Linked DNA regions of Mus musculus: region 2 is linked to region 1. The links are chromatin loops, found by intact Hi-C in ENCODE. Cell type or tissue: gastrocnemius. All regions are shown on one strand.

The links. A loop is a pair of places that touch in the nucleus more often than their neighbours do. Peaks named below come from ENCODE experiments on the same cell type or tissue, not always from the same donor. Only the 100,000 strongest peaks of a DNase experiment are listed, where the experiment ranks them.
Region 2: a loop joins it to region 1, with 2.4 times the contacts of the local background. A loop is called at or near these places in 6 of 42 quality-filtered maps.

What each region holds. Positions count from the first base shown.
Region 1 is chr5:139,713,734-139,721,733 of GRCm38, reverse strand. Micall2 (MICAL-like 2) reads left to right here. Exons shown (of 17, transcript NM_174850.3): 3 at 2,349-2,490; 4 at 3,321-3,511; 5 at 4,180-4,295; 6 at 4,889-6,028. Among named protein-coding and RNA genes, the nearest start is that of Micall2, 19 kb to the left of the region's middle. In gastrocnemius, no CTCF peak of the experiment used is centred here; DNase peaks (open chromatin) are centred at 3,114 and 3,851.
Region 2 is chr5:139,813,607-139,821,606 of GRCm38, reverse strand. It overlaps a transcript of Tmem184a not described here. Among named protein-coding and RNA genes, the nearest start is that of Tmem184a, 4.4 kb to the right of the region's middle. In gastrocnemius, CTCF peaks have their summits at 2,602 (motif pointing right) and 4,096 (motif pointing right); DNase peaks (open chromatin) are centred at 2,603 and 5,461; H3K4me3 peaks cover 446 bases; H3K27ac peaks cover 763 bases.

The DNA.
Region 1 (8,000 bases):
CTAGACTCCATGGACCTCTCCCTCTCTTCCTCGCTGGGGTGGCAGCTGACCTCCTCGCCTGTGGGTGGCCTAGCTGATCCATCCAGGAGCAAGGCCCCAGGAGGCTGTGGGAGAGTGGGTCTTGGTGGTCATGGGGGTGGACAAGAGCATTCCCTGGTCCCCTGGGAGACCACCTTCTTTGGCCCCTTGGTTTCAGACCTAGTCTGTACTTCCATGGCCAGTACCTTCTCTGTGCCAACCCAACTCTCCCTACTACCAAATATGCACCACTGTCCCTTGAACTGACGTATATATGTCCTTACTCTACTCCAAGCGGGGTCTGCGTGGGCCCCTGACACAGGCATCTCTGAGGAGAACTGAATCAGTAGACATGAGATGGTTCAGTCCAGGCAGGGTAGCCTCTGCTACTTAATTATCGTGAAATACAGTTAAAGACTCAGTTCTGGGCCAAGCATGGTAGCTTTAGTCCTGGCACCGAGGACTGGGGGTATACGCTGCTGATGGAGCAAGCATGAAGACCTACGTTTCAATCTCCAGCACCCGTGTAGCTCCCAGATGAGTGGGGCAGCTGTCCCGTAATGCCAGTGCATGGCAGTTGGAGACAGGGGACCTCAAGAGCAAGCTGGCTAGCCAGACTAGCTGGTTGGCTAACTTTGAATTCAAGCTAGAGATCCGAATCAATGCATAAGGTGGAAAATGATCAAGAGGTGGAGGCCAAGTTAGCTGGTTAACTGCTCTGCTAGCGCTGGGCATGAGAGGGGAATTTGTGTTTAAGGAGATGAGGCTGGGGTGTGTGGAGATAGTGTTGTCAGGTCTGAGGATGCTCTAAGGAAGTCATCCTGGATGGAGTGACTGCATGGGCAAAGGCCCTGGGGCTACAGAGTGCTGGGTAGGACGCATGGTTGAGGGCCCTGGGTGGGTGGGGCAGTGTCTTGAGGCAGGTGCAGAGCATTGGTGGAGAAAGGACTTTGGTCTTTCCTTCCAAGCCAGTGAAACTGGACTTCTGGAAGTGTGGACCAGAGGCTTTCCTGCCCAGACTTGTCAGGAGAAAGGAGTGTCTGGTGAGGAGGTCACACCGAGGGCACACATGGCCCTCAGTGGGAGTGGCCAGGGCCTGGACCTTCTCCGTGGGTCAGAGGAGATCTGAGGTTTGGTCTGAGTGTGGTTAGGGGGCTGCGTATGTGGGATCAGTGTTGGAACCCTGACTTGGGATCTACATGAGGCCACACAGGTGTCTGGAGGATGAGCCCCAGTGAAGGGAACTACAGGAGTCACCAGGATGTGGCTAGTCACCATGGGTCAGGGCCGTGATGTCAGTGCCTCTGCCCTGAGCTAAAGGGAGCTGGCGGGGCTCTACATTGTTTTTTAAAAAGATTTTTATGTATTTTGTTTTCCAGTACTGAGACTTGAACTCTGGGCCTCACACATTCTAGGCAGGGGCTCTACCAGTGAGCCACGCCCCCCAGCCCCTCACTGGGGGATTCTAGGCAGGGCCTCTACCACTGAGCCACGCCCCCAGCCCCTCACTGGGGGATTCTAGGCAGGGGCTCTACCACTGAGCCACACCCCCAGCCCCTCACTGGGAGATTCTAGGCAGGGGCTCTACCACTGAGCCACACCCCCAGCCCCTCCCTGGGGGATTCTAGGCAGGTGCTCTACCACTGAGCCACGCCCCCAGCCCCTCCCTGGGAAGTCTAGGCAGGGGCTCTACCACTGAGCCACGCCCCTAGCCTCTCACTGAGGGATTCTAGGCAGGGGCTCTAAGGCTGAATCACATCTCCAGTTCCACTTTTACTTTTATTTTGGGTTAATATTACTAAGTAGGCCTGGTGGATCTTGAACTCATCTGTAGCCCAGCATATGCTTGACCTTATAATCATCCCATCTCAGCCTCCCAAGTAGCTGAGTTGATAGGCCTGCAGCCACATTTGGCGTTTGACAAGGGTTGGGTGGAAGGCATCAGCAGCCACAGGTAGAGCTCCTGCCTAGAATTCTCCAGTGAGGGGCTAGGACGTGGCTCAGTGGTAGAGCCCCTGCCTAGAATCCCCCAATGTGTTGCTGGGGGTGCAGGTCAGTAGCAAAGCACTTGCCTAGCATGTTGGAGGCCCTGGGTTCAATTTTCAGCACCTGCCCCCAACATGCAACTAGTCCCCTGGGCCTGGTCTCTTGAGGAACACCAGTTGGGACTTTGAACTTTTAAACAAATGTGACAAGCTTAGCCTGGAAGGTCACTGAGTTAGGAGTCCTTGGACTTGAAGTGCAGGCTTTATTGCCCCCCTCTTTTAGGGGGGTACTGATGGCCCAGCAGTAGTTCTTTCTACTATCCGCTGATTTTCACCCCTATCCAGGCCTTCCAAGTGGCTGAGGAACAGCTGGGCATCCCAGCCCTGCTAGACGCTGAGGACATGGTGGCCTTGAAGGTTCCAGACCGGCTGAGCATTCTCACCTATGTGTCACAATACTACAACTACTTCCATGGCCGGTCCCCAAGTGAGTCCCCATCCAGACGGGCCCTCCCTTGCCAAGGGGCATGACCAAGTCTCCTGACACTGTCCGGGCCACCAGCCCACGCTGCAGGAGCCTTTCCCATCCTCTGTCCTCATGGCTGAGCACTGAGCCTAGGGTGGGCAGTGATGCAGGGAGGTCCCTTTCTGAGACTACACATGTGGGTTCCTGGAGATGTGTCTGTTACCAAGGAGACCAAGGGCCTTTGTGCAAGTGTAGAATGAGATTCCCCTCCTCTCCCCCCCCCCCCGCTCCCTTATTCCCCCACCTAGAATTCCCCCTCCCTGTGCGCCTAGATGCACAGATGCATTCTTGTCCCAGTTTTTCTACCCTCTTTGCCCATCTCGACTCCCAAGGGCTTAGACAGCTGAGGCTGTACAATGAATGCCTGGTTGACTGTGGCAAAAGAAGCTGTGTGGCCCAGGCAGGGATGGCCAGGCAGGGCAGGGAGGGCAAACTGGGTCTTCAGTCAGTCCTGTGAGTGGGGAGCCTCTTGGCTTCCTGTACAACATTCCTCTTACAGCTTTAGAACTCTCCGGAATCCCCCTGGGCGGAGGGCCAGCTCCAAATGGTGGTTTGGAGACAGAAAAGTCCCTTTCTGTGACCCTAGATGGGGTTGTCGGCTAGGAGAGGGGGTGAGGGCCAGACCACGGTTTTCTGGGAAGCATGTGCCCTGGGGTTGTCCTTCTCCAACTCTGCATCTCACCAGCTGTCCCAGGACGCCCGTGCCTTTCACTGTGAGCACAGGGACCTCTTAGAGAGCACAGGCTCTGAGTGGGACCCGCCTGACCCCTGTTTCCTGTGTCTCATGCCAGTTGGGGGCATGGCTGGCATAAAGAGACCCTCATCCGATTCGACCGAAGAACTTTCTGGAAAGAAGGGCCTGTCCCAGCCTGCCAAGTTGCCCTCGCCGGCTCAAACCCAGAGGTCACCACTGTCCCCAGCTCGGACAAACCCTGTGGTTCAGAGGAATGAAGGTGGCTCACAAAGACCATCCCCAAAGGCTGTAAGCATGTCTTGATTGAGTGGGCATTAGAGGCCTATGTATATCACAAAATGTATGACTGTGTGGGATTCTCCCTTAGTACAGCAAGCACCCCTTCCCTTGCTTTGTATCCAGCGCACCCACTGAGGTGACCAGCGTGGCAAGAATTGTGATTCCCATAATACAGATAGGTAAACTGAGGCATAGGAGGTCCTCCAGGTGGAATGGAGCTGTAACCCTAGACCTTTCCTGGTTGATTTAGATTGTTGTCCTCTTTCCTGGTTGGGAAGGGACACTGGATTGGACCTTTCTTCCTAGGCCAGCTCTGCAATGCTGACCTTGAGTGCCCCCTGCTGTCCCTTAGAGCTTACTACAGGTTCCATGAAGCCAGAGCAAGGCAGGCCAGGATGCAGAGGGAATTGGTCTGATCCCAGAGGCTGGTGGGGTGTTATAAGGTATAAGGTTTGTCTCTAGCCCCACCATGAGTTGCCAGCATCTCTGGAATCCAGTCTCCTTCTTTCCAACGAGGCCACTGTGAAGGTCCTGAGTGTGTAGCCACACCCATGCCCTGGCTAGTCACTCTCCAGGGCCTCAGTTCTCCAGCCTGTAGAGTGGGATCGTCACCTCTGGGCTGAGGGGGGAGGCTGGAGACATCGGCTGCCTCTCAGTGACCCCGACACCCCCTGCAGGCTCCGGGGACCGCGGGAAGCTCTGTCAGCAGTATCTGTGGGGTCTGTGGCAAACATGTTCACCTTGTGCAGCGGCACCTGGCTGACGGGCGCCTCTACCACCGAAGCTGCTTCAGGTACGGTTGCTGCTGCATGCTGGGGTGTACCTTTCCTTCTCACACACTTCCCTGGCTCCCGTGGCCCTCCCATCCGTCTTCCATTGGTGACAGTATAGCTGAACCCCAATATCCTCTTTTAATGTCCCCTGGGGGATGTCCCTCTAGATTCACTGACTTAATTCTGTTCTCAGCCCTTTGTGTTTTTTTTTTTTTTTTTAAACTTTGTGACCCTTAATAATCTCCTTCGTGTTTCCCAGAATCTTCTAGATTTGGGGACAAGGAGTGAATCCTATGTCCATTTTTTATGAGCTTGGTGGCAGTTGGACCCCTGAAAGTGGGTTACACTGTGTGGTCTTCATATATGCAAGCAGGAGGTGACATGTTTTCTGTGGTGTGCACCCCCCCCCGACAAGCATACGGGTGGAGGCTGTAACCCACAATGATGATTAAAATCACTAAGGAGCATTTGCTGGAAGGGTCAGCCACTGGAGGAGTGGGTACAGGAGTGTGGCCCTGTGTGCCTTTGGCAGAGTGGAATGGATGAACCCGGGGGGTGAACGAATGATTGATCAAGAGCTCGGGCTCTGAGTTTTGGTGGCTTATTCTCACAGGTGTAAACAGTGCTCCAGCACGCTGCACTCGGGGGCCTACCGTGCCACGGGAGAGCCCGGAGTCTTCGTCTGTACCCACCACAGCTCAGAAGTCACCTCTGTGAGCCCCAAGTCATCAAACCTGGCCTCCAGGAAACCAGGGGGTGTCACTGCAGACACCAGGCCATTCGGCGTCTCATGGACGGTTCAGGAGGCAAATGGAGAGGGGACACCACTGAGGGTCAGGACAGCAGCATGGGAACACGCTGGAGGAAACACAACCGCCAAAGGTTTTGTCCAGACGGAACTTAAGCCACCATCTACCTCCCAAGTCCACGTGGGGAGCTCTGCGGGGCCCAAGCTACCCACGATCACAGTGACTACTACTTCTGTGACTAGCAAAGCTCTCACCCATGTGACGAATAGCTCCCCAATAGGATGGTCATCGCCTGCCCAGAGCAGCCCAGCGAACTTCAACTCCCGCCCAGTTGTATCCCCAAGTGCTCGGAACACTCACCTACCTGGGTCCCAAGGGCAGACAGCCTCAAAAGGTGTTAAGACTCAGCTCAACTTGAACTCAGAGTCTTCAAACACAGCGGTCACCCCAGCCTGGACTTCCTCAGCCTCTAAGACCCAGCAGGCCCGAGAGAAATTTTTCCAGACCCCTCCCTCGGCCCCAGCCCCAGCCTCAGCCCCAGCCCCAGCCCCCACCAGCAAGGTCCCCACTGTAGTGACTGTCCCCACCAGCAAGGTCCCCAATGTGGTGACTGCCCCCACCAGCAAGGTCCCCACTGTAGTGACTGTCCCCACCAGCAAGGTCCCCACTGTGGTGTCTGCCCCCACCAGCAAGGTCCCTACTGTGGTGTCTGCCCCCACCAGCAAGGTCCCCACTGTGGTGAATTCCACTAATAGCAGGGTCACCACGGTAGTAAATGCCCCCACCAGCAAGGTCCCCACTGTAGTGAGTGCCACAAATGGCAGGGTGCCCACTGTGGTGACTGCCCACACTGGTAGGGTCCCTGCTGTGATGAATACCTCTGCCAGCAAAGTCTCTCCTGTTGTGGATGCCCCTGCCCAGGAGAGCAGCCGGGAGCAAGCATTAAGTGTCCTTAGGAAGGCCCTTCCGGCGCTGACAGGATCTGGTACCCAGGCTCCAAACAGGTAGGTGGGAGGGATGTGGATGTAGCTGCGACCTGCCCCCCAGGTCTGTCTCTCTGTGAGGCCTTCATCTCCTTATCTGGGAATTGGAGGTGGGGAGCAGGAGAGAGGCAGGAATGCAGGGCATGGTGGTCTTACAGACATTGGTGGCTGCAGGTGGTCCACACTAGACTGGTGCTCCTGAGCCCTTTTGCCTGTCTTGTGGACAGGAAAAGAGCAGGGAGGCACACGGCCTGGCTCCGTGCCTTGGATGACTTGTGTGAATGGAGCTGGGTCCTGAGGGTCCTTTGTGCCTGGCACACTGACCATACGGTGCAGATAGAAGGGGAACAGTCATCCCTCACAGGAACATGTCCTGTGGCAGGCCACATGCTCCACCTGGCCTCCAAGGGAGAGTCCTTTCGCTCCCTCAACATCTGGAGTTTCCTGGCATCCCTTGGTTGGTGGCCACCTCTCTCCATCTCTGACTCCATTATTGCATGGAGTCTACCGTCTCTCTCTTCTGTCTTTTTTTCTTTTGTAGAGAGTTGGAGATGGAACTGAGGGCATCTCACATGCTAGGCAAGGGCTCTACCACTGAGCCACACCCCAGCCCCTCACTGGGGGATTCTAGGCAGGGGCTCTACCACTGAGCTACACTCCAGCCCCTCACTGGGGGATTCTAGGCAGGGGCTCTACCACTGAGCCATACCCCAGCCCCTCACTGGGGATTCTAGGCAGGGGCTCTACCACTGAGCCACGCCTCCAGCCCCTCACTGGGGGATTCTAGGCAGGGGCTCTACCACTGAGCCACACCTCAGCCCATCACTGGGGGATTCTATGAAGGAGCTCTACACTGAGCCACACCCAGGACTTTTTAAAAGTTCTGTATGATGTGTGTGATGGGAGAACATGTCACAATGTCTGTATGGAGTTAGAGAACAATTTTATGGAGTTGGTTTTTCCTTTCACCTTTGTGTGGGTTCTGGGGATTGAATTCAGGTTGTCGGGCTCTCAGGACAAGCGCTTCTATCCATTGAGCCATCTTGCCAGTCCAGTCCTGGTGTTTTGAGACGAGATCTTGTGTATCCCAGCCCTCTAATTTACATGATGACCATCCACTCCAAATACTCCTGCCTCACCTTCCCCATTGCTGGGATTATAGGTACATCTCCACATCTGCGTTGTTGGCCTCTTAGGACATTAGTGTTTTGAATGTTGACCACTGTACGCATTATAATGTGGTCACATTGACTGATCCTCACCATCCACTTTTGGTTTTTCTCAGACAAGGCTTTTATATATGTGTAGCCCTGGCCATCCTGGAACTCACTCTGTAGACCAGGCTAGCCCTGAATTTAGAGATCTGCCTGCCTCTGCTTCCTGAGTGCTGCTGGGATTACAGGCATGCACCACCACTTTTTTTTTTTTTTTTTTTAAAGATTTATTTATTATTTATTATATGTAAGTACACTGTAGCTGTCTTCAGACACACCAGAAGAGGGCATCAGATCTCATTATGGATGGTTGTGAGCCACCATGTGGTTGCTGGGATTTGAACTCTGGACCTTTGGAAGAGCAGTCAGTGCTCTTAACCACTGAGCCATCTCTCCAGCCCTCACCACCACTTTTTAAAAATAATATCACACCCCAAGATCTCCAGCGACTCCCCAGCGGATGTGAGTTTTTGGGTATCCCATTTAGCCCAGTACAGCTGTTAGTGAGCTGGGTTGGTCCTTGATTTCTAGGTAGGACATTCCTGGTTTGTAACTGCCTAAACCCACTCCCGTTTGGTGCCCAGGGGCTCCTGAGCTGGCCCTAGGGTCAGGAGGAGATTGACTGTGCTGCCGTTCCTGGGCTGTGGTAAAAGGCTCTGCAGAGTGGGCTTGTCAGAGCTTGGAGCGGTGCCGAATGTTGCCTAGGCTCTGTGTAACCTGCATGTGTGTGTTACCTCAGGGAATTCAGGTAGCCCAGAGCCGTGCATCCCAGGCAGGGG
Region 2 (8,000 bases), 100 kb before region 1:
CTCTACTGGAGAAGACACTTGGCCAGGGCTTCCTCTGCTACCACCATAACTCAGAAGAGATCCGTGTCACCCAGAAGAGATCACGGTGCCAGCAATTTCTGGGTAGAAAGTATTTCTGTGGATAGAGGGCCCGCATGTGGCGCACACCCAGGGTACATCTGTAAACTAGCACATGAAAGCATGAACTTGGGTTCCTGTGTACCTGTCACATGCTACAAGGCAGGCTGCCTCCCAGGGATTAGGAAAACTGTGCCCATCCATGTTCAGCCAGTGAGTTGGCATTGTAGAGGTGAGGAAAAGGTAGCTGTCCTTGGGAGTCCATGCAGGTGCCTTTCCGGGAGCTTGACCAAGCTCCACCCTGCCCCCAGTGATCAAGTGAGCAGCACACAGGGCAGGCCAGTGAGCTGGTCTAGCTTGAGGTTGAGGACTGGCAAGGCAAGAGTTCCAGAGCTGGGGTGAAGGGCTTACCAAGCATGAGGGCTGGACTTCAGATCTCCAGTACCCATGTAAAAGCCAGGCAGATGAAACAGCTGCCTGAAATGTGTGTGTGCGCGCACACACTCCACATACAGAAAGGGGGGGGGGGAGAGGGGGGAAGGAGGGAGGGAAGGAGGATGGATGGGTGGGTGGGAGGATGAATGGAGAGAGAGAGAGAGAGAGAGAGAGAGAGAGAGAGAGATGGTAAGCCTCAAGTGAGTACTTGGAGCAGAGGTCAATGGGGAGTAATGTCAGGAGCCTACATGCACAGGGCATTACCACTATAGCTTACAGTTTGTCACCACATGTTAGGCTTGTCTGTAGGGTCAAAACTGTTTGGGTCAGCTGGAAGTGAGAATAAACAGACTGTACAAGAACCAGGAGATGAAAGACCCCAGAGCCCTGCTCAAGTAGGAGAAACCATTAGACACAAGCCGGGCTCAGTCAGGCCCCAGGCCCCAGAGCCCACTGCAAAGTAGATAGATACCTTGCATAAGGCTGCATGGAGCCCTGAGCCCATCTCCACCACACAGACACAAAGGCCTCCATCATGGTGGGCCTGAACACAAATAAAGGCACAGGGATAAAGAATGATTGGAAGGAGCAGGGAGATCAGGCCTGGTGGCAGGCACCCTTTTATCCACTGAGCCATCTTGCTGGCCCAGTACGAAAGATTCTGATAGTGCCCTGACCCACTCACCTTCAAAGTTCTTCCATGCCCCTGGCCCTAGACAACCATGGTAGGCACTTACTTAGCCTATGTCTCCTGTTGCCAACTGTCCTGTGACAGGTATCAGCGACCTTGATCAGAGGTTAGAGGTGAGGTAGGCCCTCTACCTCCTTCAGGTGCTTCAGAGGTGAAAGGAGAGCAAGCCATGTGCATAGAGGGAAAACTGGAGTCATCTCTACCCTCAGTATATGTCACCAGCATCATGACCCTACCTGAGAACCCAGGTTGAATCTGGAGACCAGCTCCCACCGGGTTCATGGTCACAAACCTGTCTAGGCATCACAAGCTCTATGGGCTAGGTCTGAGGGCACCACTGACCGGGACAAGTGTAGAAAGGCTGATCCCAGAATCCTGGATGAGAGAAGGTGTGGCCTGGTGAAGGGTGTAGTCCAACAAGGCTGTTGGGCAGGCAGGGCAGGCCAGGCAGGACTGGGAGGAGTTTCTGGGCCTCTGAGAAGCCATGCTTGGGCAGCAGCAATAGTGTCCTAGGGGCCTGGGCTGCCCCAGGTGCTGAGACGGAGGACAACTGAGGGCTGGAGACCACACTGAGGCAGGACTTCCTCCAGCCCAGAAACTACAGACTGTGTACCGAGAAACCAAAGCAACGCACCAGCCCAGTGGGTCCTGCCAGCCGCCCAGAGCCACCAGGGAGGTGAGCTGTGTGGGTGTGGGTGTGCATGCTTGTGGGGCTGGCTCAGCAATAGAATGGTGTCCGAGCCGGGGCCCCATGACACCAACAGGGTGGGGTGAAACTTGCTGCCAAGATCCAGTAAGCACCATGCCCTCCCGATCCAGCCTTCTCCTCCTGTGTCCCAGACACCCCACTTACCACAAAGGGTCTCAGACACAGGGCAAGGATTTGCCCATCTCTAAGTGAAGGGCCCCCAGGTCCACACCCAAGTCTGGCATCTGGCTCTGGGGCAAAGTCAAGCACAGACAGGCCCTGACGGATTCTCTAAAGACTATGAGGAAGGTCTGGAGAGGAAAGGTGGGCACAGGAACGAGGAGGAGGCACAGCAGGAAGATGGGCAAGGAGCAGTGTCCACACATCACCAGGATGGCCTACCATGGGGTCGAGGGCCATGGGACACAAACAGGCCATAGTCATTCCCATGGATGGAAGCCAGGACTCCACCTGCACTCCATCTGATACCAGGGTGGCTGAGCTGCCTGGACCGAGTCTCATGTCTTCACTAGCCTGGTAAGAGGGCTGATAGCCATCTGAGAGTAGCAACCTAAGTCCCCACACTGAGTGCCCGGACCCCTGTAGGACCATAAACAGAGATTCAGATACCCTGGGGAAACTGAGGCAAACCTTGGTCGTGTCGAGCTTTCTGGGCCTTCCTCCTTTTCTCAAGGCTGATCCCCTCCAAGAGAGAGGCCACATCTGGCCACCAGGAGGTGCTACATATGCATTCTAGATAGACTCAGGCAGGTATACTGGGAAGCCTCAGGGCAGAGGAAGCACAGGCAGAGAGAGGGAAAGGGAGGCTCTATGGTTCCCCAACATGGAAGGCCACCAATCTGGACTCATCACCCAGGCTTTCTGGAACCTATAAAGGTAGAAGGGGGCACAGAGAGACACCCATGACCTCTCGACCCACCTGAGCACCTTAACCCACAAGAAGCTAGCTCCTGGCTTCCATCTCCACCCTGCCACACCTCCAGTGTGAGTGCTATTTGAATTGGGGCCAGAGCACTAGTGGGGACAATCTCCCTGTGGTCATAGTGGACCCTAGCAGAGGATCCCGAGGATTGGGAGGCTAGCCTGGGGTCAGTGGATGCCAAAGTTGTACTGCCCGCTCTGCAGGACCTGACCTGGACTTGTCGGCTCAGCCCACTGATACCATTGGCAATGGTTTCTTAGGAAGTGGCCCCGAAGCCCCAGGGCAAACAGAGCCTGGCCCCTACTCTGGAGAGGGACTAGATAGCTAACAGGAGACTTATCACTGGCCAGCCTGAAGCCAGGAGTAGGGGCCTCAGCAAGCATCAGAAGTGGAGGCCATGGGGCAGGATTGAAAGTGAGGGACAGGCAGAGTGGCTCTCTGACGTCCCCTGTTCTCTCAATACAGCTTTCTAGATTGGCCAGGACTCTGGTGTCCTGGTCACAGGGAACAGTGGTCAGAGGTTCCTCTGCCCTATCTAGGCTAGCAGGTCTATCCTGATATGCGCGTGGCCAGGGTCCAGCCCTCTATCAGTATGGCCTATGATACTAGCCTCTGGTGAGGCCTAACTCAATAGAGTGTGAAAGAACAGGAACAAGAAGCTAGCTAGCTTCTCTCCTGCTGCTCTGCCCTGGGACCCCTCACTTTGTCAGTCCCAGCTCCCTGGTGGTGTCTGAGCTCAGCATGACACAGCTCCCCCCTCTCCGGAATGTGAGCCTATGTGGAGAGTATGGACCCCCCTCTCCAGCCAAATTATTTGGCAAGCCCTTCCCTGGTCGCAGAGCCAGGCAGCAAAGATGGTCCCAAGCCCTAGCCATGACAGAGATGTATGTACCAAACACACACTGTGCACCCAGCAGGTCATCTCTACCCCCACCTCACGTGCCCCAGTTGTGAGGCAGGAAAGGGGATCCACCACATGATGGAGATGAAGGGTGTCATCACCTCCATTAAAGCCCATTTCAGATCCTGAAAGTGGTGGCGCACACCTTTAATCCTACCACTTGGTTGAGATAGAGGCAGGTAGATCTCTGAGTTCAAGGCCAGCCTGGTCTACAGAGTGAAGCCAGGACAGCCAGAGCTATATAGAGAAATACCCTGTCTCAAAGGGGAAAAAGAGCCCATTACAGAAGTGGACATCCTGACCCCTCTTATCATGAATGATACCCTCACAGCTTGCCCAAAACCATAAAGTTCCACGGGGAAGATGCTGCAGTGACTACAGGTGTCCAGCAGGGGGCAGGCACTGCTGAGATGAGGTGGGGTTTGGGGCAATCTTGACATCCAAGAATGGGTGGGATTTCTGTGCCTTGCCAAGAAGGTGGGTCAGACTGTATCTCATCTTTTCTTTTCTTTCTTTCTTTCTTTCTTTCTTTCTTTCTTTCTTTCTTTCTTTCTTTCTTTTTTTTTTTTTTGGTTTTTTGAGACAGGGTTTCTCTGTGTAGCCCTGGCTCTCCTGGCACTCACTTTGTAGACTAGGCTGGCCTCGAACTCAGAAATCCGCCTGCCTCTGCCTCCTGAGTGCTGGGATTAAAGGCGTGTGCCACCACGCCCGGCTTCATCTTTTCTTTCCAGCAGCCCAGAGGCAGTCATTGTTGACCTATCTTGCAGATGGAAAAACTGAGGCCCAGTCACACCCAGAATTCTAGAGTGTCTGACAAGCCTGATGATCAAAACTGTCCCCACATTACCCTGCCTGGATAGAGTGGACAAGAAACAACAAACAAACAAACAAACAAACAAACTATGCCAATGGGAATAGAGGCCAGTTGGGCAATCCAGTTCCTGACTAAACCCACTTTACGTGTGGGAAAACTGAGGCCTAGAGAGGCAAGGGGGTCCATGGTCATGGGCAGGCAGGATAAGGCTGAGGGCTGAGGTCACTTCTGGAAAAGACTGCATGAAGTTGGGTAGAGATGGCAGGGGTCCTCACAACTCTTGCCTTCAAGGCCTGGGATAGGTTTAGACAGACTCTCCAAGGCCTTCCTGGGATGACAGAGCTAAGCATGAACACAGCAGGCATAGGACATCTATGAGGACCATAGGAATGCCCCTGGGTCTGGCCTCCACACTGGCAGCCATGACTCAAGGGGCTTCCCAAGGGTCAAGGACACCTTTTTGGTGCTACTGGCCCTGTTTCTAGCAAGCAGGCCTCCCTGCTTCCCAGGCAGGGAAGTCCTCCTGATGTCAAGTCATAGTGCTTCCTGCTGTTGCCTCAGTCATTCTGTCCATCTGGCCTGAGGTAGAACCTGGGGTTCATTCATCTCTTGTGCTGGGTTCTAGGAACAAACCTTAACAAGGTCCAGAGAAGCCTCAGTTTCCCTTTTTTTTTGCAGCGGCAGGAGTGGTACAGCAAGGTGAATCGCAGTCCCTGCAAAGCCCGAAAGCCATTGATGCCATGGGCAGAGCTGGGTTTGGCCTTCAGCATTGTTCCCAAGGATGACAGCCTGTCCCCACACACTGAATGGTGTCTCTGTGGGGTAGAGTGGGACTAGGGGTGGGGGTGCCTTTGGCACAGTAGCAATTCCAGCCAGGAAGAGATCCTCAGGCCAAGGCCATCACAACTGGGCCATCCAGGCACAGTGCCAGATTCCAGAAACTCCTACTAAGGACAGATAAACACACAAACGGATCTCAGAAGAAAATGTACAGCGATGGGATTGGGGAACACGGTGGTTAGAAGTGACAGTTTCCCTGTGCAGGGGCAGTTGTATCTGGGAGGAGAGCCAGCCTAGCTGCCGGAGCCATGGCCCATGCAGGGCCTGCGTGTCAGGAGTGGATGGTGCCTAGAATCTATGGTGGAAACCATGGAGGGAGCAGTACGGGAGCAGGGAATTGACAGAGCTCAGCCTCAGACTGTTGTTTGCTTCTGGAGTTTCCCAGACACGTGATAACACACACACACACACACACACACACACACACACACACACACACACACACACATACACACCCCAGTGTCCACACCACAACTCCAAAAGGAAAGTGGCCTGAGGTTCTGTCTGCTAAGTCACCAGTAGGGCCAGATGGTACAAAGGACCAGAAGAGGGTGGGTACATCATGACAGTACCCAGAGTGGTATGGCCTACATGGGCCCAGAACAGACCTGAGATATGGCCAGAGCCCCCACCTATTCTAGGAACCAGGGTAGATGAGCCTCTCTCCATAGAAGTGTTACATGCCAGATCCTTCCAAACCCATTTTGAAGTGCTAGAGATGGAACCCAGAGCTTGAAAGCTAAACAAGTACTCTACCACTGAGCCACGCCCCAGCCCCTCACTGGGGGATTCTAGGCAGGGGCTCTACCACTGAGTCATGCCCCAGCCCCTCACTGGGGGATTCTAGGCAGGGGCTCTACCACTGAGCCACACCCCAGCCCCTCACTGGGGGATTCTAGGCAGAGGCTCTACCACTGAGTCATGCCCCAGCCCCTCACTGGGGGATTCTAGGCAGGGCTCTACAACTGAGCCACACCCCAGCCCTTCACTGGGGGAGTCTAGGCAGATGCTCCAATAAGATAGGACTAAGTTGTCCAAGCTGGTCTTGAACTTGCTCTGTATCCCCTAGGATGGTCTTGAATTATCAGTCTTGTCCCAGATTCCCAAGTGTCTGGGAAGACAAGCCTGTGTCATGAAGTTTGGCTAAACTAACCTCTCCACCCCTTTTTTGTTTACTCTTTTGTTCATTCATTCATTCATTCATTCATTCAGTGAGACAGACTTTCATATAGCCCAATTAGTCCTAAAACGGTATGTAGCAGTGATGACTTTGAACTTCTAACTCTCCTGCCTCTACCTCCCAAGTGCTGGGATAATAGGCATACACCGCCATGCCTGGTTTATGCAGTGCGGGGAATGCAACCCAGAGCTTCATGCATGCTAGGCAAGCACTCTACCAACTGAGCAACATTCCCAGTCCTGCCCAGTTTTAAGTGCGCAATTCTGGAGCAGTGGGGACACCCACACTAACCACCACCACGTCTAGCTCTAAATCAGGGGTTCTCACCGTGAGCCTTGACCCCTTCGAAGTCAAATGATCTCTTCACAGGGGTGGCCTAAGACCATCACAAAACATAGATACTTACATTACAATTCATAATAATAACAACATTACCGTTATGAAGTAGCAACAGAAATAATTTTATGGTCGGGGGTGGGGGGTCATCACAGCATGAACCGTCTAAGCATGGAGAAGGGTAAAAAAACACTATTCTAGACCTTTCTCACCACCCAGAAAGCAGCACTGTATTGGATGGCTCCTCGGGGACTTCTCCCTGGAGCTAGCATAGCTTATGCAGACCCTTTGTCCTTCCTGACCCTGCCTGCTAAACTGCCTGACTACCTAGTGCCAGCAGGTGAAAGGCACCTGCCAGCCTCAGTTCCTGGAAGCCAGCTGCTACTGGGCAAACAGTCCCAGCGGGATAGAGTGTCGCCAGGGGCGGGGACAAGCCTCTGCTTCTCCTCCCTCCGCCCCTCCCTCAGCCTGAAGCCCAGGTGGGCCACTGGCCAGGTGAGGCCCTGTGTGCCTTCCCTAGCCTAGCGCAACCCTCCCGAGACCAGCCTTGCCCCAACCCGAAGCTTGGCCTCCACTGGGGGCCACATGACCCAGTGAATGACCAGCCAGGCTGCCCCAGAGGAGGCTAGGCCTCCAAGGCCCGGTCCAAAGAGCTTCCTGCTCACAGAGGTAGGCTCCCGCCCCCATGACGGACAACTGAGGGTAGCAAGGAGGTCCAATGTCGCTGCCTCCCGGCAGGCGCACACTCTATCACTTGCCGCGGGAGCTTCTGAGACCCTAAGGAGTACCTGCAGGCGGGTCAAGGGGGGGGGGGAGGGTTGGGCGGGGGCGGATGGCACCTGAGGGGGAGGAGGGGGGAGGAGGGGAAGGGCTGGATTGGGCAGAACTGGCCCCAGGTAGGTGAATCCCCACTGCCCAGCCGGTGGTAGAAACAAGCTTTGGGGTTTTGTTTGTTTGTTTGTTTAAGTTTAAGTTGTTTTGGGTTTAAGTTTCTTTTTCTTTTCTGAAACAGAGTAACTAGGTAGACCAGGCTGGCCCTTATACTCACAGATGCACAGTCCACCTGCCTTGGCCTCTGAGTACTGAGATTACAGGGGTGTGCTGTGGACACCTGG